Linked DNA regions of Mus musculus: region 1 is linked to region 2. Evidence: chromatin loops called from intact Hi-C (ENCODE). Cell type or tissue: left cerebral cortex. All regions are shown on one strand. Each heading gives the region's core, and the rest is flanking DNA. Links, peaks and the distances in the headings are about the cores only.

Region 1 (15,453 bases), core at 3,552-11,551, 51 kb after region 2:
AGTTTCATTTAAAAAAAAATCATTCAATGAATTTTGGCTTCAGGTTAAAATTTAATTTCTAACAATTTCTGAAATTGTCCAAAGCATACTTTTTTCTGCCATTTTTGTACTATATATTTATATAAAGCAGCATTTTCTGCATTGACAATTTAAAACTCAAAATATCAATTAACTCTGAGAAATGCTGAAAATGTTCAAGATCTTTCGGTATCAATTACTTAGCCAAGAGTTCACTCTTCATGCAAAAATAAACACTCATGTTAGTATGAAAACTTGCTTTCATTCCCAGTAAGTGATAGTTATACGTATTCCAAGTAATTGTTTTTCAAAATGTATGATTATCAGTGAACATTTTCTTTGTGTGTCTAATTTATAATCTACATACCTGAAGCTGTGTAGAGATTTCTGGGCAGAAAAGTAGCTCAGTGGTTAAGAAACTTGCTGTACAATTGTGAAACAACCTTTGGATCACAGCACCTCTGTAACAAGCACGGTATCTAATGCATGTCTAGAACCCTGGCTCCCAGAAACTGGAAAGAACCCAGATGCCCCTCAACAGAGGAATGGATACAGAAAATGTGGTACATCTACACAATGGAGTACTACTCAGCTATTAAAAAGAATGAATTTATGAAATTCCTAGCCAAATGGATGGACCTGGAGAGCATCATCCTGAGTGAGGTAACACAATCACAAAGGAACTCACACAATATGTACTCACTGATAAGTGGATACTAGCCCAAAACCTAGGATACCCACGATATAAGATACAATTTCCTAAACACATGAAACTCAAGAAAAATGAAGACTGAAGTGTGGACACTATGCCCCTCCTTAGAAGTGGGAACAAAACACCCATGGAAGGAGTTACAGAAACAAAGTTTGGAGCTGAGATGAAAGGATGGACCATGTAGAGACTGCCATATCCAGGGATCCACCCCATAATCAGCATCCAAACGCTGACACCATTGCATATACTAGCAAGATTTTATCGAAAGGACCCAGATGTAGCTGTCTCTTGTGAGACTATGCCGGGGCCTAGCAAACACAGAAGTGGATGCTCACAGTCAGCTAATGGATGGATCACAGGGCTCCCAATGGAGGAGCTAGAGAAAGTACCCAAGGAGCTAAAGGGATCTGCAACCCTATAGGTGGAACAACATTATGAACTAACCAGTACCCCTGAGCTCTTGACTCTAGCTGCATATGTATCAAAAGATGGCCTAGTCGGCCATCACTGGAAAGAGAGGCCCATTGGACACGCAGACTTTGTGTGCCCCGGTACAGGGGAACGCCAGGGCCAAAGGGGGGGAGTGGGTGGGTAGGGGAGTGGGGGTGGGTGGGTAAGGGGGACTTTTGGTATAGCATTGGAAATGTAAATGAGCTAAATACCTAATAAAAAATGGAAAAAAAAAAAACCCTGGCTCCAAGGAAGGCAGAGGGAAGAGGGTCCTGGGCCTTTCTGCCTTTCAGACTAGCTGAGAAAATGTAAGCTCCAAGTTGAGAGAGACACTCTGCCTCGAGGGACCAGACAATGATAACAGAGACACCTTATACCATCTTCTGGCCTCTGTATGTATGTCCATGTGCATGCACACACACATACACAATTTTAAGAAAAGAGTTACAGGCTTAAAAAGCCCTGTGTATGAGCTAGAGCAGGCACACTCCTCAGGAAGGTCTGACATCAAACACAGCCCCACAGCTCTGCAGGCTTTCACAGGCTACAGTGCTGTTGCTGTGGCATGAAGGCATTCTAAGCCTGTGTGAACGAAATTAACACTATCACTTCACTAACCACAAAGAGCAGGCTGGGTCTGGCCTACAGACCAAAGGCTGTACCCTCATCTATGCAATCCAGAACATCCTCATGTCTAGGGACATTCATTCCATCACTCAGGCCTCTCCCAGTACATGGCCCTTATCATCCCTGTCTTGCTTCTGCTCTGCTGGCCCTTCTGTGCCTCACTGTCTTAGCTCACACAATAGTCTCCCTTCCTAAGTTTGGTATGAAGGTTCTCAACCTTGGTGGCCCAATTAGATTACTACTTTCTCTCTGAGGTTTCCACTAATTTTGGCCCAGGAGACTTAGGCATCCTTTATCTGTGTTTTTGTTGTCCTTTGTGCCCACACAGTGCCTGACACATATCAGATTTCAATCAGGTAATGGAATAAACCAATTACTGAAAAACAAAGCTTCAAAAGCTGTAGTCTTCCTAAGTCCTGGGCAAAATCCACAAGGGTAATCCACAGAAAGAGCTCACAGCTGACATCATGAATGTCTCTGGCACTGAGTTCTACATACAGGAAACATCAGTTATTGTAAACCACAAAGACACAGCAATCTGAAGTTAAAAGGCCAGTTAGTGGGTCCCTGGGCCCTCTTGTTGGTTCCTTGGGGTTCTGAAGGAGAAGGGGGAAAGGCATAAAAGAAACCTAGCTAATGACTATCTCTTTCCTGTGCCTCTTCCCACCCCAGCTTTACTCAAACCACTCCTCACTTTGTTTGCAAAACAGTTTCTGCCCTGTATGTTTTACATCAGTATGATTCAACACACTCCTGCTCTGCTCCTGCTGTCTACAAGCTGCAGTTTTTCCTCTGCTCCTGGAGTCTGGCCCCATCTCCTGCCTCCTCCGTTTCTCTCTGGCTCTTTGCACCTGCTACCAGATGCTGCTTCTGAAGTGTGTTCCCTCACTGAAATCCTGTTCAACTAGGATTACAGCCAATTTCGGGTAAAATCTATTTCCAGCCCCTCCAGATAATAATCCAGGTGGTTCCAACTCACTTACTAGGCTGTACTATCAGAGCTCCTAAAAGGGAAACCAAAGAGGACCTGAGGATTTGATGCTGGGCAGTTACACTTGTCAGTCACCCCCAACTAGCACTGTGTCTGCTTCTCCTTAAGAGAAGGCCTGAACTTCATTAATAAAACTAAAGCTACTATTTATAACAGATGCTGGGCTAAGTATAAATCAACATCTGAAACAGTCAAGAGTCCCTTTAGGACTCAGATTTTTAGAATGAGAAGGAAGCCTGAATAGCCCAAAAGGGAAAGCAAAGAGATACAGCCAATTAGTACTTACTAATTCAAGAGATGGACACTGCGAACCTATGTGCCTGCAATGTTCTAGATGCTATGGGTTCAGTACAGACCACAATCTCTTTTCTAGGGAGCACAAAGTCAAGTAGAGACGCTAACTGAACTATACACAATTCATTAGCAATGACAACAAAACGTTACAAGGAAGAGAAATAGGTTGTTGCTATATTATACAAAACAGTTGTGGAAGGAAGGCCTTACTTAGAAAACATCTGATCCACATGAGGTTAATAGAGATCAGCCCATGTGGATTCTGGGAGAAGTGTTCCACATAAAGGAAACAACAGATGCAAAGATGCAGAGGCAGGAAGGGGCCTGGTATGTGAGAGAACAGCAGTGAAAACTGGATGTCACCAGGAGTGCAAGGGGAACATGTGAGAAGTGAGGACAGAGAAAGGTGGGGCTGTCACCTGGCACAGGGCTACTCTATGAAATTTAGGGGGCAAAGAGATGGTTCTGCAGTTAAAGGCACTTGCTGTTGCTGTTCTTTCAGAGGACCTGAGTTTGGTTCCCAGCACCCACATCAGACAGCTCACAACCACCTTTAACTCCAGAGCTGGGGATCTGACACAAATGTCTGGCCTCTTTAGACAGACAGATAGATATACACACACACACACCCTACACACTTTTAATAAAATAAATATTTTTAAAAGAACTACCAATAAATAAATTCAACTTTCACAAAATCAAGATAATAAAAAACAAACCATCATTGTTTGCCAACTCAGAATCACTATAACCTGACGTGGAATCAGAACATCTGTGATTTATGTTCCCTGACTATCTGGTCGAAGTTCTCAGTCTTGGTAAATGTGGTAACTGGACCTGAGAGGTTGCAGTGACTTCCTGGCAGACCTAGCACTAGTCAAGGTTTCCTGGTTTCCTGTTCCAAGCTACTCAGGAGCCCCTTCTGCTCTAGACATGCAGCTCGGCTGCTAGCCGAGCTCCAGGGACCTGTGTGGTAGCTCTGTTAGTCTCTGAAACCTCTAAAAATTAGTAAGGAAGACTAGCTGCCCCCATATGGCATCTCCAGGCCCAGCCCATTCTCAAAGTCATTCAAGATAACAAGCAGGTAAGATGGAAGCATCTATTCTGATAAGTAATGGATGGATACTCAACGTGCTTGGTGATATCAGGCATGTCAGGAACCATGAGAAATTATTTGTCTATCACCCTTTGCTCCAATTCCTGGACACAGCACTCCCCTCCTAAGGTCACACTGGCCACAGAATGGAGCAGACATGTGACCTAGCCAACCAAAGAACCTTATTCCTAAGACCACAACAAAGGCTTTGAGGTCCAAAAAGGATCAGGCCCATTCCTGGGGTTTTATGGATGGGAGCTACATAGAGACACATCAAGCCATTAATTTTGTGAGCTACTACACATATTTTGTTGTGGGTGGTTCAAAAATAACTATTACTTGTAACCAAAAAATTCAGACCAAAGGCACTTGCACACCATTTCTCATTTCCTCAGTCATGTGATATTTTAAAGTGGCTATCGTTCTTAGAAAATAAAGGTAACAGAGGTTAAGTAACTTCCTGACTTCACAAAGCCAGAAAGAGGTTCAAACCCAAGCCTTTCTGCTCCAAGTCCCAGGCACTATGAACTCAAGAAGAAAACTCTTTAACATCAGGAAGTCCAACAACTTTGTTAGAAATTATTGAGTGGGAGTGAGCAATGGCTCAGTGATTAGAAGTGCTTACTGCTCTTCTGTTACTGGACATCTGAGTTCAGTTCCCAGCACCCATGTCAGTCAGCTTACAGCCACCTGGAACACTAGTGCAGGGAATCTGATGTCCTCTTCTGGCCTCCTGAGGGCACCCCCACATACACGGCACACAGTCACACAGGCATAAATACATAAATAAAAAGGAATCTTTTTAAAAATTTAGGTGGATATTTAAGATAACAATAACAGAGAAATAAAAAACACTTCTGCCTCTGGCTCTAGCCCATGACCTCAGCTGCAAAGACATGGGGCCAGTCACTGCATTTGTCTGAGTTTTAAGTCTTCCCATCTATTAAAATGATTAGTCTGAATAAGATGAATTACAGGACCTTTAAAAGTACATCCTGAAAAGTCTATGGTTCTGTTTAGGTATACAATTGATTTTGAACCAATTGCCCAGTAGACTATCAAGCAGATTTCAACTTAATGTCAAGCCCAATAGTTGGTAATAGCTCTCAGGGGACAGAGCTGAGGAGTTCTGAGCTACAGGATCCACTGGGAAATGAGTGCTGGCTTCTGTGGTCAGAGGCAGCATGTGAGAAGAACAGGTCCCACGTGTTTGCCACTGATGATATTTCACCTTGAACTCAGAAGTGCCACTGTCGTTCCATTACTGGGGCTGCCTGAACCTTCCAAGGATCTTCATCTGTGAGGCCATTAAAAGAAAACTGTCAAAAATGCATTTTCAGCACTCAGGGAACAGTCCAACTGACCATGGGCTCTCTCCTCACAGGGCTGCTAGCTGGATTGTGCATCTTAACTCTTCTGTTCCCAAATCCCCTATCCCTGAGGACTGATAATCTGTGCAGCATTAATAAACCACCCAGGAAGAGCCTCCACACACCAAAACTGTGCCGTCCACACACTGCGACAACAGCTTGGCCAGACTCAGACTAGAGCTATGATGACACCTTATTTTCCCATTCTCTTACTTCAACCTGAGACATGCCTCCTTCAACATGATACATGGTGCTCTTAAGCTCTCAACTTTCTAACTCTCATCTCTAGCTCTCCTTCTCCCCTCCCTCCCACCCTGCTTCTCTCCACGTGGCCATGGCTGGCCTTTCTTTTACCCTCTCTCTTTCTCTCTGCCTTTCTACAATAAAGCTCTAAAACCATAAAAAAATGATAAATTGTATGATAAGACATGTTATATATGATATATAAGATGGATCCATTGGCGTTTTAAAGTCTGTTTTGGATAAAAAGAACCATTTTGTAGGTAAATAAGTTCTGCCTAATAGCATGAGTCTGGCTAATAGCTAAAATGGTTAAGACAACACTGTGGTCTCCTGGATCTTCTTCGCTGTCTACATAATACTGGACTTTCTACAGCAGTGGTTCTCAACCTGTGTATTGTGACCCCTTTGAGGGGAGGTTAAATGACCCTTTCACATGGGTCACAGATAACCCGAATATCAGATATTTACATTATAATTCATAACAGTAGCAAAATTATACTTATGCAGTCTCAATGAAAATAATGATTGATGGGGGGGGGTGTGTCACCACAGCATGAGGAACTGTATTAAAGGGCCACAGCATTAGGAAAATTGAGAACCACTGGTCTAGAAGGCAAGGTTCAAACGCTGCAGAGTGATCTGCAAAGATCTTCTAGATTTCCCGCTGGCTACCATAACACTCATTATTTTTCTGAGTGTCCCACATTCTTATTTTAATCAAGCCCAACTTAAGCTACTATCTCATGCCTTTGTGCATGTTGGTCTCTTTTCAAAAAAGATATTTTCTTAATTCATTGGGAATTGCATATGTGTTCGGATCATATTTATCCAGTCCCCCTCTAACTCCTTTCAAATCCACTCTCACCTCTATACCCCCCTACCTTCATGTCCCCATCTCCCCACCACACACCCATTTTTTAAAAGTCCATCAAGTCTAACTGCACTGTCCATGTCCTCCTGACTGTGTGGCCACCCAGGAGCACGGCCAGCACGTGATGCCCTTCCTAGCCTTCTTGGCAATGAAACCAACTACTGTTCTTTTAGAATGGGTTTCTGACATCATTGTCCCATGAAGCCTTTCTCCCAGGTGGGATTAACCACTGTTTCCCTTGTGCCCTACAGAACACCAGCACGGCTCACGGCAGGGCGTTTGTTTATATTTGCATCTCCTCCACCACTGTAACTATAACTCAACAGTGGAACCCTATTACTCTAAAACAGTGCTGGTCAGAAAGTAAGTACTAGGTAGATGTTTACTGTTGGAGGGAGGGGCATTTATCTGGTTCATACAACCTCCTGTGCTTCAACATTATCTGTAAACAGCCATTCATTGACTTGTGCATATATATATGTGTGTGTGTGTGTGTGTGTAATATTTGAGTATTATCTAGTCTGAGGGCCCATGCCTTCAATCTCAGCACTTGGGAGACAGAAGCAGTCACCTTTCTGTAAGATCAAGGCCAGCCTTGTCTACATGGAAAGACCCTGCCTCAAAAAGAGAAATATCAAGCAATGGATTATGTGCCAAGCAGAGGTGAGTTTACTGGAAAACCAATGAAACTTAAAGTTTAGATCCCCCAGATTTGTACCTTTCAATGCTTTGGGCCATTGTGTGTGTGTGTGTGTGTGTGTCTTTAAAAAGACAGGCAGACTGTATATGACCCCCTGGTACTCCAAAAATAACATTTACCCTAGTGTCATAGACACAAAGGGATATAATGCAAACAATCTTTTTTTTTCCTGTTTAGTGGAATCAATAATTGTTCATTCGTTCAACCATTCATTCATTCAAAGAATACTTACTAAGCAATATTGTCAGTAGCACATACAGAAATACTGTCAACATGTTCCTACCCTTATGGAAAAGATTTCTATGTTGGGGACACAGAAGCCGGTTGTGTCCAGAGAACAGGAAGCAGTTTAGAGGACAGTTACAACACTAGTGTTGCTTAAGTGTTGCCGCTCTGAAGGGAAAAGCTTTTACCCTACACTGGTGATGTCCTAAACCAATCTCAGGAGGTACTGAGTCCTACCTATGCCTGGAGGCAAGGATCAAGGAGCGTTCAGCTGAGCGTGGATTTTATTAAACCCTACGAGCAAGAGGAGGTCCAAACAGATTCGTGGAAGGGCGAGGGGAGATAGTGGTGAGCTTTGCGACAGGAAGTGTCAGACTGTGGGAACTCTTGGCGAACTCACTGCCTCAGAAGGTTATAACCTGATTTCAAGGATATCCAAGCACCTCTAACTTACTTCCTTCAGTGCCCAGATATGCGTCCCTTCGTGAGAATAAACCTGTCGCCACCCTGAGCCAGCTGTTAGGTCGGTGAGACAGACTCTCTGTCTTGCTAGAGACTCCCTGTCTTCACCGAGAGCTAAAGAGATAGGCCCAGTTTGGGGTCCAGGGGCCGCGGAGCGTATGCGCCCCTAGCTCCCGCCCGCCGTTCCCATAGCAACCAGCTTACCACTTCACGGGCCCGGCTGGAGAAGTCTCCCTTGGGCCGAGGGCTTCTGCGGAACAGCTCGTCCCGGCTGCCATCGGCCCCGCCACCCACGGCCACTCCCAGAGCCTTATTCCGCGTCTTCACTGTCTTGACGCTAGCCCGGAAGAGCAGTGTGATGTCCACCGCCATAGCGACCCGCAACCCAGGGCCTGAAGCCGGCCAGGCACACGTCAGCAGCTAGCGACCCCGGCAAGAACTCGGTTGCTGAGGGACGTTCCGATTTCGCACTCCTCCGCCTGGGAACTGTGAGCATAGAAGAAAGGTTCCGCACTCCGCCCGTGTAACGCGGAGAGTGGAGAAAGGTTCCGGCTTTAACCCAGAGCCGGAATTCTCCGTTCCAGACAGCTACCCGCAGTGCATCGGCACCCCTTTCTCCTCTCTGCAAAACTCAGCGGGATCAGACGCTCGGAGATTTCCCAGTCTGGACTTCAGGAACGAAAGCATCGGGAAGCTAGAAAGATCGCTCCCCTTATGATTCTTTAGGAGACGGGCGGGCGGTTTGGTTGACAGGTGGGGAGTATCACACTTTTGACTTTTGTCATCAAGGGATCGCCTTGAGTAACAATGAACTATGACCATCTGAGTTGCAGGAGCTAGGAAAGGGTACGTGTACAGAGGTAGGGGCCAGAGACCTTTTTTCTTCAACCTTCAGCCAGTTCGGTAAAGTGAAGCCAGCGCCTTTCTTGGAATGCACAGAGAATTAAACAGAATGTGTGTATAAAACGTCCTCGTGCTGTTTAACTCTTAGTATACAGCTAGTAGATGTTGCCGTTGTTGATAATATGGTTGTCCTCAGTCGTTTTGTTTTGTTTTGTTTTGTTTTGTTTTGTTTTTCGAGACAGGGTTTCTCTGTGTAGCCTTGACTGTCCTGGAGCTCACTCAGTATACCAGGCTGGCCTCAAACTCAGAAATCCGCCTTCCCCTGCCTCCCAAGTGCTGGGATTAAAGGCACGCGCCACCATGCCCTCAGTCTTCTTACTTATAATGTAGAAGAGGCTTAGAGCAGAGATCCCTGAGCGGGGATGTGGAGAGCAGGAACTTATCAGAGCCAGACGAAAGTGAAGCATTCTGAACTTCATGATATCATGTTAGGTTCCTCCTCAATAAGCACTTTTGAAAAGCGCTCTCTTGAATCATAGTTATCAAAGAGAAAGAATGAAATGGAGAACAGAGTTACGTAATTTGACTAAAGTCAGCTAGTAAAATTTTTCTGAGCACTTGGTTCATGGTTCATTTTATTTTTGTGTGCACCTTTCATTAAAAATACAATTATGCCACTTTCTCTCCTTCCCTTTTCTCCCTCCAGCCTCCTCAAGTCCTCTCCCTCCAATTTCTTCCATGTCTCCCAACTCAATCTCAAGTTGATAGCTTCTTCTTCTTTAATTATTATTGTTGCATATATGTGTAAGTATCCATGGATATGCCAGCACAATCTGCTGAAACTGTTGTTATTGTGTATGTGTCTATGGCTTCAGGGATAATCACGTTGTATTGGACAACCAATTAGAGGGTTCTTCCATGGGATAGGCTAACTTCCCTCTCTCAGCAGCCATAGTTGCCTGTAGTTTCTTGTCCAGGAGTGTGACCCCCATGGTTTAGTTTTAGTTCAATATCAATTTCTCTGGGTTTTGTTTTCCTTATAAAAGGAAGCACACTAAGATGTGTGCTAAAATTAGGCTTTTAACAGTCATCAAGATGAAAAGCTAGTTTCATAATAATCCTAGGATCACATTTGCCTTTACACTTGCATGTTCTAATCAGCTGTATGGTTGAGTTTTCCAAGAGACACTGATCTTACAATAAGCTAATTGCAGAGCAGCTGTCTTCCATTAAGCCAGACTTAAAAGAGAATTGCAAAGATGCAAGTGCCAGTTCTTCTTACCGAGTCTTTTATTGTTTTGAAAACTATTTTCCCTATGAAGATGTTTATGTTAATATTTAATAGATGTACTCTGATTACTTTAGGCAGATAAATATTTCTAAGCTTCTCATTTTATTTCTAATATAGTAACTATCAATAGATAAAATCCAAGCAAGCAACAATTGTTTAAGGACCTACATAATTTTGTAGGAATGTAAAAATTTTCTGATGTTTGAGAACCACAGTATTAAAGGCATATTTAAAAGAAATACATGTCAAGGAAATATTCATGTAACAGAAAAGAAGTAAATGATTTGACATCCAGAGTATAACATTTCATCATTCCTGAAGAACACAGTCCATACAACTGGAGTAGAGAAGGAAGAGAGGGAGAGGGAGAGGGAGAGAGAGGGAGAGGGAGAGAGAGAGAGAGAGAGAGAGAGAGAGAGAGAGAGAGAGAGAGAGAGAGAAGAGGACAAAATCTATACTAGTAATTCTAACTTGCATCTTGCATAAATTGTATTTTGTTTTATGCAGACATTAATGAGTCTTTGGCTATGCAAAGGTAAGCCTGGGGCAGAGTAAATGGAAGGAGAATTAAATTGCCTTGCATAACAAAGTGGAGGAGTTGAATTAGGGAAACAAAGAGCAAGCCAGACCCTTGGTGGGGTCCAGGAAGTTAGGAAGTAGATAAGTGGGAAAGGGTTTTATGTAGGAGGAATTGCTGAGCTCCATAAAATACAGTAGTGGTGGGTGGTGCCTTGTGTGAGCCATGTACTCAGTGCAATTGGGTGAGGGTAGAAAGGTGAGCATGAATCTCTAAGTTTTCTGTATAGATCTGTAAATGCAGAGAAAGCTGCAGTGTAGATGAGACCCAAGTGAACTCCATGGTTGTACAGCCTCAAATAATGGCAAATAAATGAATACATGGAACTTGACAAGTTCCAAAGAAAAGGCCGCCTGCCCTCACCTTATGGCTTATTTCCTTCTCTTTTGAATTTCTCCCACCCTGTAATGACTTAAATGGTATATGTTCAAGAACTAGGTCCATATCTAGATTTTTCTTAGACTTTATATTCAGACCCTATATCTAGTAGCTATTAGAACCCAAAATTTACTTGCAAGCAGAGCTTTAAATATATCCTAGTTCCAGTTACATGTGTGGATGACAACATAGGACCTAAAGTCAGTAGTGGTGTCTATATTAATATGCCAACAAGGGAATAGGAAGATACAGGCAGATGTAGCCACATGCCTGGAAATGATGACAGTCCCTAGAAGCTGAAGAGCAAGGGACTCATTCTTCCCTAAGAGCCTCAGAAGAATGTGTGCGTCTTCAAACAGTTAATCTCCCTCCGAGACTGTGGGAGATAAATATCTCTTGTCTTAAATCACCAAATTTGTTGTTGCCTCTTACTGCAACTCCAGGAAACAAATGCATACCATAATTCCCACCTTTCTCCTGATCCCCCACTTCATTTTCTGGGCTCTCCTGTGCCTGCCTCACTTGGTTTGAGACACTCTTTCACTCCTCTGTCCCTGTTTAGGCTCACATCTCCTGCAGACAACCCATCTCCAGCTGCCTTGGGTCTGTGTCTTTCTTGACTTTAAATTCTCATCTCCCTACAATCCTCCATTCTCAGTGAATTGCAGATGACCATGACTCCCATCCTCAAAGGGAGGATAGAGAAAGAATGAGCCTAATCTGGTGAGAAAGTGTGCCAACAACGACACCTTTCATCCAGTGCTCAGTGAATGGACAGCCAATGGCCAACAGCACAGGGCCTGTGTATTACTGGCAACATGTGTCACAGCTCTCACTCCCAGCTTCTCCTTTAAGGAATTTCTTGAATGGAGGAGGGTATGTTTACAAGTTCTTCAACTGACTGCATTATCTAGGGTGTGGCTTGTCACTCTGGAAAGGTGTTCCACTTCTGAAAAGTTCCATGAGCATTCAGAGAAAGAAGAAATGCTTGCTACATATTCACAAGCACTCCAGAGGTCAGTCAGTGACAAGCTTTCCCCAGAATTGGAGGTGAGCCAATACCAGAGCAGCACTCCACAAGAGTCTCATCACAGGGACAAAAGGGGATCTATGTTCTTGGGCATACTCCATTTGTCACCTCAGGGCTATGTGGATAGGTTTTAAGATAGAGTTACAAACAGTAAATGTGATAGACATTAATTGTGATCTGAATTCTGCCAGTCATATCTCAGGCAATCACCATGGGGATTTGGCTTATCTGAAAAGTTACCCCAATTAAGCTTTGTCCTCTATTATTTTCACGTAAGAAGATAAGGAATATATGTGGTGACACAGGTCAACTAACTGGTTCTTGGCAGGGTGCTCCTGTCTCTGATGTTTTGTGTGGCTTTCCTGGCATCCTCTGGCAATTGTTCCCTGGATGTCTGAAGTTGTTTAGATGTCCCAGAAAAGTTTGCTAGGTATTAAAATCCTTGAGGCTCTTGCTGTCCTGAAAGACAAAAAGCAAGCATGGAATTCTATGTCAGCTGGCTGGCTAAGCCTCGGTGTCTGGGTACCACAGACTCGGCAGCATTGGTCTTGGGGAAAGACTCTTGTAGTCTCCTATACAAGTAAGGTGTCAGGAATACAGACCCAGCAAGGATAGGATGTTGTGGTACACACACATAACCTGATTCAGCCCTGAAGATGTTCATCTTTCAGAAGTCGTCTCAGAAGTTTGTACTTATACAAGTCTTCACTGTGGTTCTGACAAATTGGTTCTTGGAGTCAATAAATGTTCATGCTGAGAGTCACAACTTGAGTGGGGGGTCACTAGCTAGTGTCCAAGGGCTGCTGAACACTCGATGTCTGATGGAGTCCATTTCTAGGTGTCATGCATGTGTGGATCCTGATGAACAAAAAAGCTTCAGAAAAGCCCAAGAGAAGCACTGCTGTAGCTAGTATCCTCTGCCGAGTCTGTGGTACCCAGACACCGAGGCTTAGCCAGCCAGCTGACATAGAATTCCATGCTTGCTTTTTGTCTTTCAGGACAGCAAGAGCCTCAAGGATTTTAATACCTAGCAAACTTTTCTGGGACATCTAAACAACTTCAGACATCCAGGGAACAATTGCCAGAGGATGCCAGGAAAGCCACACAAAACATCAGAGACAAAAAGACTTAGATCTGTATCCCTACTGAGTCATTAGCTGTTTAACTTCAGGCAAAAGATTTCTCTGAGCTCCCCCTGAAAAGCCAGGAACATGCCTACCAGTGTGACTCCTCTGAGCAAGGACCACCCCTAAATGTTCCTCACTCTTTCTGGCAGCTGTCATCTGGTTGCTGGGCCACACATACAGATTATTATTTTCAAACCTGTGGAATCTGGATTACCACTTCTAATCGACTGAACTTGGAGCTTTTTGTCTTGGCCTTAAGAGGGGTGCATTCTATAGACTTCTTCTAGAGGCCCATAAAGTAAGGGCTTAGCCTCCATTTTGGCACTATTGGGAGGTAATGGAATCTTTAAGCAAAAGGTTCTAGTGTATAGGTCATTGGGCATGTGCCTTCAAAAGGAGCCCCAGTCACTTCTTTTTCTCTTTACTCTCTGTTGAGTTGAACAGTTTTGCTATGAATACATTTGCACAAATAAATACATTTGCACAAAGCATCAAAACTATATACTAGTTTATCATAGATTAAAACTTCCAAATGTGAACCCAAATAAGCCTTTTATTTCTTTCCAAAATGATTTTATCAGATGTTTGTTATAGACGCAGAAAGCTAAGATACTTGTTGACCATCAGCCTTAATTCCATATGTATCTTCAATGTTATGCAACACATAGTTGGAAACTGGGGCTCAGGACATTTTTGGAAGTGACCTTACTCTGCTGCAACAGAAATATTTATTCAGCAATGAGCTGGTAGATTATCATCTTACGAACATTTCCCTTCTCATCCCCTGCTAGGAGGTTATGAGGGAGAGTTGGGAAGAGGCAAAGGCACTAGTCTCCCCAGAGCACAGGCTCATCCTTCCGTAGGATGATCAGCCACACTGATAATCTCTATGTCTCAGTCTCATTATGATCCCTTGCACCCATGCCTCAGTGGGTGTCTGGGCTCATGCATGGACAGAAATGCTGAGTCTGTTCGTTGCTGCTGATGTTGGGCTTGCACTCCTTTAGGGGCATCTGGGCTGGGAAGGGGTTAACCCAGACCAAACTAACTTGGGAAGTGTGTGCATGCTGAGCCTTTGAGACATGCCTGTGCTGTTTCCTCTGTACAATGCGAAGTATGGTGTCTTTAAAGTATCATTTGAAAGCATCCCTATCTGCCCCACCCAGCCCCAATGTACATAAACTCTAGAGTCTGCAGAAAGGTAAAAATAAGTAACTCTGTCCTCCAGAAGCTTAATCTAGAAACCTTTAAATACCTAACCTACACAGGAGCATTCTGAAGTTTCTGATCCTTTCTCCCTCATTTCACACGCTAACCCTGCTTTGCTTCCTCCGTGTCAGAGGACATAGCTCCCAACGATGATGTAATCAAGTCACTGAAACTCAAGTCCCCCTCTTCTTACCCCCACAAGCTTGGAAGTTGATGTGACCTCTTTCCGATGCTTGCTTTCTCCACCCCAGGAGCTTCATAAATCACCTCATAAAGACGTATTTACTGGTTCCCCTGACATAATAGCAGAGTAAACTGCTCAAGACACCCTTGAAGAGTCCCCCCAGAAAAACTCGAGAACTGTGCTGCCGGTGTGCAGCAGGGTCTCCTGCTTGAGTTTCTGCGCTCTGCCTTTTGACGGTGTCTTCTGTAATTAAGACAGCCAAATCCTCTTGTTTTTATTGAGTTGGATGGCGAATCACAGAATAAATGCTTTCCCTTGCACTTTAAAAGGATTTAATAGGAAAATATTTTTCCTACATCCTGTTTCAAGGGGAAAATGTGATTTTAGGGACATTTTATAGTTCACAACAGGATACTGAAGGGCATTTGGTTTTGCTTTAGTTTATTATGACTGTGTTTCTCTAGCATGAAGTAGTCTTTGTGATTATTTAGATAAGTCTATAGATAGCCACAGAATTATGGAAACTTGGGACTGGAAAGGGCTTAAATATTAGCTAGACCACTCTTCCCTTCTCAGATGAGAACACAAGTGACTTGTCCAAGGTCACACATTAAGGTAGTGTGATTCTTTGTGGCCTGACTATTGAATAACCTGGAAGGGGTGGCTAGCATAGCCTTTATACAAAGAGACCTTTTTATCTCCGAAACCTTTTTAATTTGGGAACTGGAATACTTGGTAAGTGTGGATTTGTGTGT
Region 2 (15,453 bases), core at 2,450-10,449:
TCAGTATGAGTGGAGGCTCCTCTCAGCACAGCTACTCTTTCACAGCAGGACAGACACTATTCCCAGGGGCCAGCTGGTACAGGCCCATGCAAACCAATTCCTTAGCTTCTTTTGGTCACTAGGTAACTCCTTTCCTCCTTTACACCTCAGCTCAAATGTCACCTCTCAAAGGACATTTCATAAGACCAGGGTCTTCCAAATCCCTGAACTCCATTTTTTTTTTATAGTGCCCCTCCTATTTACCTGCCTGCCTGTGTGACAAGGAGCATAATGTCTGTCTTTGGCCTTGCATGGCAGGCACTCAGTAAAAATGGGGAGAGGGAATTCAAGGACTAAAGGAGACAAAATACACATTAGTACTTAGGAGCAGAGTGTGCCTCACACATGGACAAATGAGGGCTGAGCGTGGGGAGAGAACTGACTATGAAGCGGCCCTCAAGGGTCTCTATTGGAGGCCTGGTGCCCAGCTGACTACTACTGAGTCATGAGTCAGTCCACGAGCAGCTTCGAGGAGCTATACTGGCAAGTGGCACCTGTCTGGAGGAGCATGTCAGTAGATATGCCTTTGAAGGGGTTAGCTATCCCATTTCTCTCAGTTCTTGGCTGCTGAGAGGTGTGCAACTTTGGCCCAAATCATGACTTTCCACCTTACCAGGCCTATAGTAATAAACCAAACTGACCCTGATCTGAAACCTTGAATCAAGAAACAAAACAAATTATCTCTATGGTTAAGTTGCTTTCTTGGGTATTTGTCCCAGGGATGAAAATCAGATTAACATAATATTTGTGGTACTTTTCAAATGCAAAGTAGACACAAATAAGACAAAAGAGACCAAAAAAAAAAAAAAACCATGCAAAGTTCTTTGGTGCAAGTTAAGGATAAAGAAGCAAATTTTGGAATAGTCAGAGGAAGTGAAAATACAGTTAGTCCTATGCGTTTGCAGTGCATTCTAACGGGCAGTTCCACAGACTGTACCGGAACTTAGAGCAAGACGACTGTGTCCTCACTGACAGTACACTGGCTCTGTCCTCCTATATGCTACAGCAGGAAGTATTTTTTGAGCACTGACCCCATGCTGGATGTCATCCGCCATCTAAGGTGATTCTAGTAAGCACACACAAGCATGCAAACAGTATGCCATAACCTCTATGATGGAGGATCCAGTGCCCTGGGGACAACCCCACTGTGAAGAACTGGAGGGTGTAAGACATTTTAGGAGCTAATTTAAAGCTAGATGAGATGCTATTTCATACTAATAATGGTTGTAATGAAAGACTGTCCATACCAGATATTGGTGTGGCTGTAGACCACTGGCAACTCTGTTATGGCAGGCTGTGTGAACCACCTTGCAAAACTGCTTCATAGGTGATTTTGAATATTCCAATCCATAGTCAGAACTTTTGCCCACTGAGCTGTTAGGCCCTGGGCTTGGGAGTTTGTTTTAAGGTTAAACACACATCTGCCATGTGAAGTACTTAGACATCTCTCTCCTAGCTATTTATGGACATTTATGTTTATAAGGACTTCAGAAGTGCTCAGTCACAGCAGCTCCTGGAAACATCTATTTCTTATGCAAATAGATAACAAAATTATGATAATTCAGCATAATAGAATATAAAAAAAGAAATGAGAATAAATGAGTGTTTTGTTTACTGGAAAGGTGTGCTCTGTGTTACTCCATTTACACATGGTTTGAGAGAAGCCACTGGATTTGATGATGAGCAAGTCAGAGTAAGCCTGAGAGAAGAGAGAGGCAATGGAGCCTGAGAGAAGAGAGAGGCAATAGAGCTCTTCTTGGAGGATTGTAGCACAGTGAATGGTGAGGACGACGGGCATGCGCCAGTGGTCAGCAAGCTACAGCCGGAGCCAGCCCTCAGGTCCAGTTTCGGGTGATCTGGAAGCTAAGGATGTTTTCTGTGTTTCAAAGGTAATAAGCAAAACACACAAATAATACATGTGACAGAAAGCACACATGGCCCACAAAGTCTGAGGTGTTAGCCCTCATTCCAGAGTAAGCGGACTCTGATGTTTGGCAGTGACATCAAACTGTGGCTTAGGGAGGAAGCAGGTAAGTATGTAAGTGGAAAGGAAGGAGACAGTGAAATCATTAAAACCACTGGGAGTCTTGTGTGTAGCTGCATTTCAGAAGCATTGGGGACAGGATGGGGATGGGGGAAGAGGGGGGTGGTACAGGGCACAAGTGGGACTGTCAAGTTCTCTGCAGCTGATGGATAGGAAGGACAATGAGGACAGGCAGGACGGACATGATCTTGCCAGGGATTTTAGGCTTCAGAGGAGTCTACTAGGAGGATGCCTCAAGGGGCCTGCCCTAACCACACTACATAAAAATGGGTAATATCCCCAGCACACCCACCCCATGGCTTGCTCTGCCTTGGTTTATCACCAGAAAGTCTTTGCCAACCCTCTAGCTTGCAGGCTTTATTGAGAAAGAGACAGATTTCTACCTTACTCCCTGATGTGCTCTAAGCATCTAGAATCTCAGAAGACCCTGGGCAGGTGCTCACAGATCCTCATATGTGTGGACAATCAACAAGTCAGGATGAGGCAGCCTTTTCAGGGTTGGTGCCAGCTGCCCTGTGGTTATAGAAGGCTATGTTGTGTACTGAAGGGTGCTTGGTATGCCTTTGTCCCACATCCGCCAGGCGCTAGTAGAATTCTTCCTATTGTTGCAACAAAATCTCTTAAGATGTTGCCAAAACCCCAGGTAGTTAGTCAAGGGCCTCAGGGACATGAGGGGAAAACTTGTGTATTATCTGAGAAATGATGAGTGCAATACATAGCTGAAACATTTAGAAACATAAATGAAGGTTGGCTAAGTGGATAAGAGCACTGACTGCTCTTCCAAAGGTCCTGAGTTCAAATCCCAGCAACCACATGGTGGCTCACAACCACCCATAATGCAATCTGACACCCTCTTCTGGTGTTTCTTAAGACAGCAACAGTGTACTTATTTATAATAATAAATCTTTGGGCCGAAGTGAGCTAGGCCAGCTGGAGTGAGCTGAGGTCCTAAATTCAATTCCCAATAACCATATGAAGGCTTACAACAATATGTACAGTTACAGTGTACTCATATATATAAAATAAATAAATCTGAAAAAGAAGAAATATAAATGAGAGGTTGATATGGTCTCTAACCTCACAAAATTTACAATGTGACAAAAACCTATTAATTGATTATTACATATTGTGATTCAGGTTATAAAGATTCATGATGGAGAAATAAACACTAATAGGATATGGGAAGACACAGTTTAAAGCCTCAGCATGTCTGGACTCTTCTCTGCCCCCATATACTATATGGTATAAAAAGTTGAGGAGCGAAGCTAAAAGGGGGATGTGTGGAAATAGAAGCATATCATCTGGCCATGCCCAGCAGCAAGGATGAGCCTGGAGTCTTCCAGGAAGGCTGGCAAGGCTGGAGCACCACGGTAAAAGGGATCTAGGAGGCTTGATTTGAAAGGAGAAGGTGAGCCAGTACCAGTGCAGCGCAGTGGATCTTCACAGTGGATCTACTCAGATGGTGATGTAAGCAAATGGTACTGACTAGAAACTTCACCACCAGGAGGAATGCAACCATAAGTGTGTGAGGGGCTGAGTAAAGCACTCATGAGATGGGCCATAAGAAACAAAGGCCAAGCCAAGGACATTTGTTTCTGTCTCTAAGTGTCAAAAGGAGAAGAGAACTGGAAGAAAGAAAGAGAGAGAGAGAGAGAGAGAGAGAGAGAGAGAGAGAGAGGAAGGAAGGAAGGAAGGAAGGAAGGAAGGAAGGAAGGAAGGAAGGGAAAGAAAGGGGAGAAAGGGGAGAAAGGGAAGAAAGAAAGAAAGAAAGAAAGAAAGAAAGAAAGAAAGAAAGAAAGAAAGAAAGAAAGAAAGAGCGAGCATGACCCAGGGACAGACACAAGAACAAGGGCTGGAAATAGGTTCTCAAGAACGCTCCAAAGCAGAAAACCCAGAGACTAGACTAGACACAGACTAGAAGAGTTGGCTAGTGCCATGTGACTAGTGTGTTGGTACAAACCCGCCCGCCATGGTGTTCTGCTTCACTCTGCAGATATCCTCCCAGTGCCTAGTTGAAGTGCTAGTGAGTGTTTATCAATGTGACAGAAGTTGGAGTCACTTGGAAAGAGAACTTTAACTGAGAAGATGCCACCATCAGACTGTCTGTAGGAAAGTCTGTAGGGCATTTTCTTCATTAATGACTGATGTGGTGTCTCCTCTGGTAGGTAGCCCAGGGTGTGTAAGAGAGCAGGATGGACAGAAACAAGCCAGTAAGCTGTGTTTCTCTGTAGCCTATGCATCATTTCCTACCTCCAGGATCCTGCTTAGGGTTGTCCTGACTTCCCTTGATCACAGACCTTGATATGGACGTGTAAGATGAAATAAAGCCTTTCCTTCACAAGTTGTTTTTGGTCATGGTGTTATCACAGCCACAGAAAGCAAACAAGGACACTGACCTTTCCCATTATAAGTCTGAGTTAGTAAAAAAAAATGAGGACAAAAAAAGGAGCGGACTGTCCAACAGAAAGCAATGCCGCCACCAATGCCATGGGCATAAGAGCCTGCTTACCTGTAGGCATTAATATACTCCTTCCTGTGCTCCAGGAGAAAATCTCTCAGCTTCCCAATGTGAGAAATCTACAATTGAAAAGACACCAAACATTTCATATAGACAGACGGACACTGAGCGAGGACACTATTTTCCACACAACAGAGCATAGCTTCAAGGAGTTTCTGAAGCTGTAAACTCAAAACTTTGCTTCTGAAAACCCAGAAATTTTGCTGTGTGTGTGTGTTAGTGATTCAGTCCTTTGGGACGAGTGTCCTGAGAGGAAGAGATTGACTAGCCAGCAGTGGCCTGCCTGTGGTCTGTGATTACTGCTCACTTAGACCTCGACTCTTGCCTTTGTGCTCCTACTGACAGATTTGCTGAGCTTTCACTTCTCTGTATGGTTTTCTGTAAAGGCCAACTCAGGAGGATTTTCACTTTGCTCTGCACACCTCCCATGTGGCATGCTGGTAAATGCTGACTTAGCTTTTATACACACTTCTCTTTTCAGATTCATCACGAGCTGCCCTGGAGGCCTGCACAGTGGTCCTCACATTCCTCTGCCCAGGAAGCACTAAAGACTCTCACTGACAACATGTCCATCTGTCTGGAGATGTGTGGAAAGGTTAGTTCAGCTTCCCACACAGTCCTGACTAGTACGACAAATGCAAGTCAGAAAGGTGCTCTAGGGCACTTGAAAAGCACAAAGATCAACTCAAGTATGGTTAGACTGCTCACTTGTTTAACAAGCACTGATGGAGTTTGTCCAACCCTGAGTGGTTTGTCCAACCACTCTCAAACACATTTTCTTTCTTGTTCCAAGGGCCCTGCCATTTGCACTGATCACCACTGTTCCCATAGCCAGTTGGGAACACGACCTTTGTAGAAGAAAACTAACACATCTCTGGTCACATACTGAGTATACAGATCTCAAGCTCAAGCTCAGCCCTGAGTCCGTACTGGGCACGGTTTCTCGTTACCACAGCTGCTTCCTCATGGTCTGCCTCTTTCCTGTGCAAGCTGCGTTGTCAAATCTCACTATTAAGTCTGATGGGGAAAAGTATGAGCTGCACAGGCATGGTCTATCACACCTCATGCAAGATTTGGTAAAGCGATTCTTCTGATTGGCCTATGACATGCACTGTGGACCAGGATGGCCTCACCCACAGGAACATGCTTGTCTTTCCTCCAAAAATGAAGGATTAAAGGTGTGGCCACCACTCCTACCTCTTCAATTTAGTCCTTCACACTGACTTGTTTTTGGTTTTTTGTTTGTTTGTTTGTTTTTTGGTGTTGTTGTTTTTTCCTATTCAAGAAGTATAGTGAGTATGAAAATTCTCAGTGAGTTAGCTGCACACCTTTCCCCTGTCCACTAGATGGCAGCATGAACCTTAAAGCAGAAGCAATACCAGTTCATCCAAGACTGCCATTTCCCCCCACGGGCTTTTAAACTTTTCTGGTTCTTTCTTTTAGTTGGAATCAAAGGATTCCTTCAAGTTAATTTTTATGCACTGGCTGAAATTTAAAGGACATTGTTTTACACCTACATGTGTACTCTGGATGAATTTGGAAAGTTTTTACAATATGGTATTGGGCACAAAAGGTGTTTAGAGGAACGTGGCTGCCATCTGACAGTGTGGCGGCAGCTCCAGCTTTGTTTATGTGTCATCTACTCAACAGCTTGGCTATCTGCTCCTCTGTGTGTACTTTGCAAATTATCCAAAGCAAGATAAACTAAAAGTAAAGCCCTGTGCCAAATTGTGAGACTCGTCAGAATGGCTGCTCTATTGATGCTGGGCAGTTCAAAGCAGTAGACAGTGTCTTTTTCTGATCACAGCAGTGGTCTGACTTGTAGCCTTCTCCCCTGCTCAAGATGGTAGGAACTGTGTTCTGCAGGCACACACAATACTACCAACAAAGACTTGATAAAGTTCAGAACACTAAGTACCGATCTGCATAATTTGCCTCTGAAAGAAGCAAGCATTGTTCAAGATTAAAGAGACTCCAGTAGGATCCCCTGGCATACTGTAAAAAGTTCTCTTAACACAAAAGCATTATTTATTTTTCATTCAGTCAGTGAACACAGCTTGCCCTGTCAGTTAGGGTACAGCATGACCAGAAGGGCTGGTGCTGTGGTATGAGAGCTTGCCAGCTTCTGATAAACCAGAGTGAGTTTTCACAAGGATTGGTTCCCAGGCTTAACCTGGGAACTACTAACTTCAGTCTTAACAGAAAAGGAAATGACCACAAATGCCTGAGAAATCACAGACTAGCACGCATCTGGAGTGCATGGACCCCACTGAAGTCACAAAAATTAAGAAGGTTGAGAACCACTGCACTAGAGGCTTCTGGGTGGTTCCTTTACAATCCTCACAGCACCTCTCCTTCCCCCAGGCCGTCTCCTGAGCTTTCGCAGCATGGCTACCATTGAGGACTGCCCTCTGCTTGCACTAAGCTGTATAACCTGCTTCCAGAGTTCAGCCCTTGGCTGGACACTTTCCATTTTGGGTAGACTCATTCCAATCACAACTTTATTCACAAGCCTATAAAATATCCACCCAGGCCCACTCTCTCTACGTTCCAGTTGTCTTCTGGACACTTCACTGGTGCATCAAAGGAAGTATGTCCTGGAAGGACACTAGAGCAACCACTCTACTCTACTCTAGCTCACTCACAGTTGTCCCATCACCCTAAAGACTTGATATTCTCTCTCACTTCCTCTCTCTCAAGTCCCAAGCCAGAAAATCACAGGCCTCCATTATGCCCACCAGTTAAACCATACCTGTGAGTTCTGCCTACTCACCTTGCTAAGTATCTGCTATAGAAGCTGGCCCCTTCCTGCACCTCAGTGCCTGGCTCTTAGCAGGCTCCTGATCATACCCTTGTCTTTCCCATCACTGACCACTCAGTTACTGGGTCCACAGAGGCTCTACCTGTGGCACCATGATTCTCCTCTCTCTGTGTCTTCGAAAATCGTCCTGAGGCCAGCTGACTGAATCTGATCCTCATCGGCTGTGTATGTAAAGTGCTGCCAGTCTGGGTCTGTTCTGGACTCCAACTGAGAACCAGCTTGTTCTACTACAGAATGGCTCCCAGAATTCAATGCATCTTCTACGAAACACACAGGAACCATGTACACCAGACATTACTTTTTCTAGTCTCACCCTTGTAATGTAACTTCCCATAGTCTTGAATGGCAGACAGTAGGGCTGGCTGAACACTGAACAAAGATGAGTAGTGTGTTCTGTGGGAGGGCACAGTGACCTAGAGCTCAGGGAACTAGCAGCTGACTTAACAACTTGAAAGGTATGGCTTCCTTCCTATTAGTAAGCTCCTAGCCCCCAAACAAAACAAATAGCCCCCAGAAAACAAACATGCTGTGTTCTTAGTGTGAATGCAAACCAAAAGGACTCACTGATTGATGTACAGCAGAGGCTGAGCAGCCCGGACAGCATCAACAGCACCAGTCTGAAGCAGCACACACTCACACTCTTTCAGGGCCCAACTTCTTCCTGTTGCTAACTGAACAGAGCCCTTTCCAAGCACACTGCACCGCATCTCTCTGGTGATGGGTAGTGTACTCTGGGTCTCCAAAGCTCAGACACTGCTACTCTGCTACACCTTCCTATTTGCTTAGCAGAAGCTGCAAAGTACCAAAGAATAAAGAAGAAACTGACTGCCTCCTGCCTGGATTCTCAGACCTAGAAAGCTCTGGGAGACACATAATTGTGAAGAACAGCACATAGGGAGTCCACTTCCTCTTGGGAAGTTATTCCACTTCAAACAGTAAAACACTATTTTCCCTCTGAATCAAGTTCAACGAGCTGAAGCACAGCTAAGCGGTAGATATCTAGCATATGTTAGGTTCCCCCATTCAATGCTCAGGGCTGGAAAAGAAAAATATTAGGTATTGTGTTCCCTTTCTCTAGGCTACACATTCTCAGAATTCTCATGAATTATTTACCTGAAATAACACATGTGGATCTGGCCACATTTGTTACCTTAAATATATACATCAGGAGCCTCACAAGTCACTATACCATCCAGAATAGACTGGAAACCTTGTGTTGACAGGACCTTCTGCCTCTCATCTCTGGGCTTAGTGCTTCTACTGATGCCACTTTGGAACACCCACACCTGAGTCACTGAGTCAGGCTGGCTTTATATCAGCTAAGATGACTTTCTCAAGAGTGCTACTGATAAACCCTGTCTTCATTATGGTCATGCTTTTTTTCTGGCCTCTTGTCATTTGTAGTTCTCTGACCACTTTGCCATTGAAAACAACTATAATTAAAAAGTATCAATGTTGTAACATATTTTAACAAAAAGAAATAAGCAAAGAACTTAGGGGCTCAGCAAGGCCTCACACACCTGTGATCCTGGCACTCCAGAGATCCAGGCAGCAATTTAGTTCCGTGGTAAAGCACCTGCCTCACAAGTACAAGACCATGGCTTCAGTGCCCAGGACTGGAAAAGGGAAAAGGCAACTGTTCTAGCATGCATGCACAAAACACATGTGCATGCCCCAGATTACACTGGCTTGGCCTGCCATTCATGAAGAGCTGGCCTCTACTCTCCTTCAGCAAGACACTGGGCTTTCGCAGGGCAGCAACAGAAGCCTGAGCTGTAGGTCGGGCCCAGCCAACACTGAGCCAACTTCTTGGCACTGCTTTTGGAGTCTCCTTGTCACACTAATAAACTAGGATCTCCTGCACCCCCCAAAAAAATGATTCAGCCACATTTAGCATGAATGACTCCATTTTGGTTTGGTCTGTCATTTGGGCTAAATGCAGGAGTTCAGTGAAAATTATGGTGGCCTCTTGTAATTCTACTGAACAGAGTATAAGATGACCAGAACACACAACTACAATGACATGAACCTCGGAGCAGCTTAGCCTTTCTAACTAAAGGCAGAGACTGGCTCCTTCGGGTATGGACCAGAGGCCCTGGTTAGTAGCCTTGGGAGTCATGTTAAGGGCAGCCATGCACAGTGTTGCAGCTGGTGAGATGAAATACTCATCCTGATGAGGCCCTGAGAAACCAAACCAATGAGAGGGGTGGGGATTCACCCACCCCCTGGTTCATAGTTCAAGGTCTTCCACAGCAAGTAGCAACAGGCTTTTGCCAGGCAAGTTTCTATGGGCTACACCTACCAACCAGTCGGTCCTGCCCAGTACAATCTCCTGAGAATCTTTCCTCGGCCCTCAAGGCCTCTCTCTTCCTACCATATCCCCTTCAGACTCCCTCCACACTTTTCCCGAGGCCCATTGCTCACAGTGACCTCCATGCACAGTCATCATATGCCCTGCTCTTGTGAAAGAGGCCCTGCACTGCTGATCACATTTACACTAATGAGGAGACCTGTCAAAGTCACACAGCTAATGAATGAGAAAGCCAGGATCCAAAATCCATGGTCAACCCCAGAGTGAACATCCTGTTGTTTTGAATTCTTTGCCATGCACTTCCAAAACTTGGACTCTGTGAAATAAACTTGAGCCCAATAGACAAAGCAGAAAGACGCTGTTATGCTGCCTTCTACTACTGCCCTGCACCAAGGCGTTCATAAAATGAGCCATTGGTTTTACTTACTGGCTTCTTCAAAAACATTTGCTAAAGGATTTTTTTCCCCATCCATAGCAGAAAATACTTAGCAGAGTAGCATCTGATATCCATTACAGCGCATCCTACATGGTGTCCACTCCCTTCTATGGACAAGGATTACAAAGCTCAGAACAGTGTCTTGTTCACTTTGGATTCTGAAGGCCTGGCATACTTTCCATCCCAACAAATGTCTACAATCATTCAACAAACCAAAGAGAGAGCTATTTTATCAAGAACTTGCCATTTTAAAAAAAAGCATTAAAGAGTTAATTGGCAGTTACAATGTATAAATGGGTTTTTCATGGATACTGTAAACATATTTGTATATACCAGAGGCACATGACCTCAGAGCCAACTTGTGATCAGTAGCTCATCTTCATCCTCATCCTCATCCTTGGGACGAATGGAATCTGCGGCAACAGAATGGGTTTATCTGGTCCATGAAGTCCCTGAAGACTAAAGACTGCTACACAACACACACACACACACACACACACACACACAGACACCCCCCCCCCAACATTGATCACAACAGTAGGGGAGGAACTATGTGTAAAGACAGCAATAATAAACATAAATTAAAATCCAAGTGGGAAAACCACAGATAAGAGTCAAATACTCTCCATCTCATCCTCTTAGAATCCTGGCCACATTACTTGCTAGGAACAACATAAAAACTCATTTCTTTGTGATCCAAGAACAAGCATTAGACCAATTTTCTAGCCTTTCATCACCCACAGTAGCAACTACAAGTTGCATTCACTAGGTGGCGCTCTCTACCGCATGGGTCCCCTGCAAGCAGCACAGTACATCAAAGTGACAGCAGCCTGGTCCTAAGATGATTTGTCTCTTGAGGATACACATTTGGTTTAAGTTTCCACTGCAAAGTTAAAGTTCTCAAGATAGGTCATGCAGATCAATTGCTCCTGTAATCCGAAACTCAAAAGAGCAAATAATATCTAAACAAGGGGAGGGGGTGGCCTGAGCTTATGAGGGTCTCTAAAAGGCAGGAGACAGTCTGCCTGGCTACCTCTAATCTCACCATCAAAACTGTTACCTTGTTCAGTTTCTGCTTCACATCAGCAAGGGACCAGCAAAAGCAACTGTGAGCGGTACAGAGGGAGCCAGGCATGCACTGTCTCTGCTGCCTGATAGATGTCAATCATTCACACTCAACAGAAAACCTGCTCTGATAACAGAAGAGCTCTGCTCTGCACTAGCCTACTTCTTTAGCAAAATGCAAGCAAAGGACCGAGCAAGCACTCTTTCTCTTTGGAGAGAGGGTTTGGTAACAAGATCCACAGCCTGGCTCCACGGTCCTCATTCAGCTGAGTGAATGGGAATGAAAGGCCGAGTATGCTGGCCTCTGCCAACAGCACCGAAGCCGGCATTCCAAGGAAATCCAGGGCCTCGCCTAATCATTCTCTGTCCTCAAAAAATAGAGATTCCTTTCCCTCATTATGGTCTCTCTCTCACACACACTGCAGAAAGTTCTGTTTCAAGGGATAAGTTACAAAATGTTCTAATACATGTTCTTTAAAAAAGTGGAAATGTTAAAAAACAAACAAACAAACAAACCCAGGTTTCTAGAACTTAAGTAACTGCAGCAAACTGACAACTGCTAAATGTTACAAAGTGAAGACTTGCGTGATAAAAATGAGTTTACTTAAACATTCAAACAGGATAGACTACTTGGCTCCTGACATAGCATTCTAGGGTGGAATAGAACAGTTAGGAAAATAAAGATAGACACTAGACCTTAACTAAGAGACTCAAATCCCATACTTTCAAAAATGATTTCACTGGGACACAAAGTATTTTCAAGTCTCTACTTAGAGTTCATATTTAAAACTCATGTGCGAGAGGTCTCACAGTCAACTGAGTAAAGACAAGTGTGGACTTTCTTGAGCAATTTTTTTTTCAGATGACTAAAATGTTTAAAAATACAAATATAAACATTTCTGTTCTTATCATAACAAAGAATTTTACTTTAAAATCATGTCTCAATTTGTCAGCAATGATACTTATCAAAATGTAGCACAGTGCCCCAACAATAAGCACACCCACTTTAAGGACCACGGAGGCCTGTTTTGGAGAAAGAAGAGTCAAACGGTTTTTAGGAGCCTTCAGCCGGCTCAGTCAGATGCTAGCCCCATCACTATTCCAAGCCCCGGGTAACAGCTGGCGAGCTGCAGCCTCCGCTCTTTTGGAATTAGCCTCGGGGGCTGCAGCAGCTTCCCTAGCCCGAGAGAACAGAGGGGCTGAAGCATGGACTGCCTTCCAGGTCAAACTCACAACAAATCTGGAATTTGAAACAGATTTGAAGTTTTAAATTTTATTTTTATCTATATCTATATATCTGTATTTTAGTATATTTCAATAACTAAGCAAAACAAAGTTACTTTCTTCTCTCATTGCAGAATTGTGAATCTCCACATAGGTTTATTTCAAGGAAAAAAATGTTAAATTTTATTGGAAATTGTTTTGCCTTTAAATTGGAACACACACACATATGGATATACAAGCGACTTCTGCACTTACTAAGAAAGGGCATTGTGGAGATCCTGTAACAATCACTAAGGCTCTTAATGATTGTGTCACAGAAACCTCATGTAGAAAATTCCAATTCAGCTTTTATTCTGAATCATGGCCAAGCCTTTGTTCCAAACCCACATAAGTCACTGTTTCTCTCTTATTTAGAGTAAGTTTTTAAGCAAACATTATTAAAAGCTACATCTGACTTTAATAGACTTTCCCAATTTGCTGCTGAGTGTTTACTATCAAACTCTAATCATGACTTTCCTAAATTTATTTATACTTTCACACAAACTTCCAAAGTTTTCCCAACTTAAATAAAAACCCACAAAAATTATGGGAAATGCTTTGCTTGAAAGATAAAAGCTGATTCCTGTACATTTGCAAAGATCAATGTTTACATTGGTTCAAATACGCAGCTCACAGCATTTCAATACCCACAGCCAACTGCACTTTCTTGTCTCTTTAAAAAAAAAAAAAAAAAAGAGGGTACGGCGTTTCTCTCCCCCATTTTGCTGTGAAAATATAAATGGGAACTAATGCAGAGCACTCCCGGCCCACGAGTGTCCTGCATAGAATATCCGGTCTTTAGCATAAGCACTGTACAAGTCATATGTTGCTGTCTTCATGAACTGGGAGTGTTTTATTATATATGGCCCAGCTAACATTTTGGTAAACAAAAACAGCAAAAGAAAACCCACAATATCACATGGGAAGGAGGGAAGGATTAGCCTTATTTATTAAAAAGTGGAAAATGCTTTTGCAGTCTTTCTACCAAACATTTCATAGTGTGCTTATTAAAATATAACACACTCTAAGCTGAAACATTTACCAGCTCCCACTATGCACTGAGAGAGAAAGGACGCCTTGGAAGAGTAAGGCGGCAACAGCGTTGGTGCCCTGTAGCATGGGCTCTTTGTGAACAATACTTAGAATAGGCTAATTCGGAGTCAGACACAAGCCCAGGGCTCCTACATAATTCTACACACAGATGACTTCTCTCACAGAAGACTGAGGCATCCACACAGTACAACAAATTAAAAGTAACAAAACTAAAAAGAATTATTCCCTAACTGAACGGACATATTTTAAAGTCTGTACAATTAACAAAATATTTTTAATATTTTTTAAAAAGCCTTCTAACAAGAGACTCTGATTTTGAAGTGTGTCACACCCTAGCTCCCTAGCCATGAATTCTAGTTCATTTTTTAAAATGAGGTCTATTTCCTGTAATTTTAGATATTTTAGAGTACAATTATTTTACATTTTTATGATGCCTTTGGGGTATCATTACAAATATTTTTATGTGTTTAAACTTAGGAAAGTAAAATTAAGTAATAGCTTCTCTTAAAGGGAGCTGTCAACTCTCTCCTGAACACAAATCTTTGTTTTAAAGCAATCTAGAGATTTATATCCCTAGTAACCATAGAAATTAGTCTTAAGCTTTTAGAAAAAAATTGCAGAAAATGCTCTTTATTTAATTAAAATCAGAGCTCTGCTCTTAGAAATAAGGACCTTCTTTTGAACAGAAAGAATTTTCCACAGAGCAAACTGTTTTAACTTGAGGCAGCGCTCTGTAATAAATTAATCAAACACATTTCATTAACTCTTGAACTTGTGTGCACCATGAGTCAAACTGTGTTGGAAGGCTCTGCCAGGGACCAGGACGGGACCATGGCTGCAGAAGAGAAAGTGAAACACGTAACATCCAAAAAACCCTTGAGAATAGGCAGCAGGAAAAGAAACAGAGACAGAAGAAGTAACTCAAGCTAACTCAGCACTAATGGGATGGGGTGTGGGGGAAGGGTATCTATCCCTCCTGGAGTAGGTCACTTTGTTTCTCTTGGGAAAACACCATTCACTTTTTCTTAACACAAGGCCCATCCACGTGTTACCAGTCAGCTTTCACTCTGCCATTTCTATTTCACACACAGGACAATGAGACATGCTGTGGACTCTTCGGTCACCTGAGAGTAAGACAAGCAGGTTATTGACTGGGAAGCTGGGGATGTATGTCTGGGTCAATCTCTAGGCTCCTCTGGAAGTCTCTTCCCGAGTGGGTGAAGGAATGTCTGCTTGAGGGTGGGAAACAGACTCCTCGGGCACTGTCAGCGCTCCTAGGGCTTATGAAACTCAGATGCAGAGGGAGTATGTATACTACTAAATTTGATTAGCTTTTATGAGATTTAAAATTTGTAGTTTCAAGTTTTTCTCTGTATAATGCATAATTTTGAAAGTCAGCCACATTCTGATTCTCATTACTACTTTTAAACTTGCCATTTGGAAACAAAGATATTGCTGATCGTGTCATAAATTAGATATTAAATATATGTGAAGTGGCCACACAGTAGAGTGTAAACACCAGAACCTGCAGGCTACCAATCCTTGAGCTTTTCCATCATGAAAATTGAGGAAGTCAGAAAGATGTTTCTTTGCTTAAGCCTGTGAACTGCTTTTGTAAGCAGCCTCACTGCAGGCAGAGGGCATTTGCTTCCCGCTCCTCGAATCCTGCAAGGGGAGAAAAGTCCACTATGTGTCTGTAATGAGTTGATCTGTATAACAAGAGACAGAATATACTGAGGCATTCTAAATACTAAGAGCAGGCAGTCCCCCTGGGATTCAGCCAACACCACACCATGCTCACCGCTGCTGTGATAAACGTTAATCCTCTGTGGTAGTAAAAAGAGAAAGGATCTTTTTAACTGGAATGGGGAGACAGCAGTGAGGTTCTCGGAAGGGCTGCTTC

Evidence for each region. Peaks named below come from ENCODE experiments on the same cell type or tissue, not always from the same donor. Only the 100,000 strongest peaks of a DNase experiment are listed, where the experiment ranks them.
Region 1: a loop joins it to region 2, with 2.0 times the contacts of the local background. A loop is called at or near these places in 3 of 42 quality-filtered maps.

What each region holds. Positions count from the first base shown.
Region 1 is chr5:38,032,310-38,047,762 of GRCm38, reverse strand. It overlaps Stx18 (syntaxin 18), which reads right to left and starts at 8,533. Exons shown (of 11, transcript NM_026959.3): 1 at 8,264-8,533. The coding sequence starts at 8,431. In left cerebral cortex, for the core only: a CTCF peak has its summit at 8,502; DNase peaks (open chromatin) are centred at 8,547 and 9,224; H3K4me3 peaks cover 1,965 bases; H3K27ac peaks cover 1,159 bases.
Region 2 is chr5:38,081,720-38,097,172 of GRCm38, reverse strand. It overlaps Stx18 (syntaxin 18), which reads right to left. Exons shown (of 11, transcript NM_026959.3): 2 at 4,593-4,660. Among named protein-coding and RNA genes, the nearest start is that of Stx18, 50 kb to the right of the region's middle. RefSeq lists an enhancer at 10,503-11,796. In left cerebral cortex, for the core only: a CTCF peak has its summit at 5,948 (motif pointing right); a DNase peak (open chromatin) is centred at 5,943; H3K27ac peaks cover 387 bases.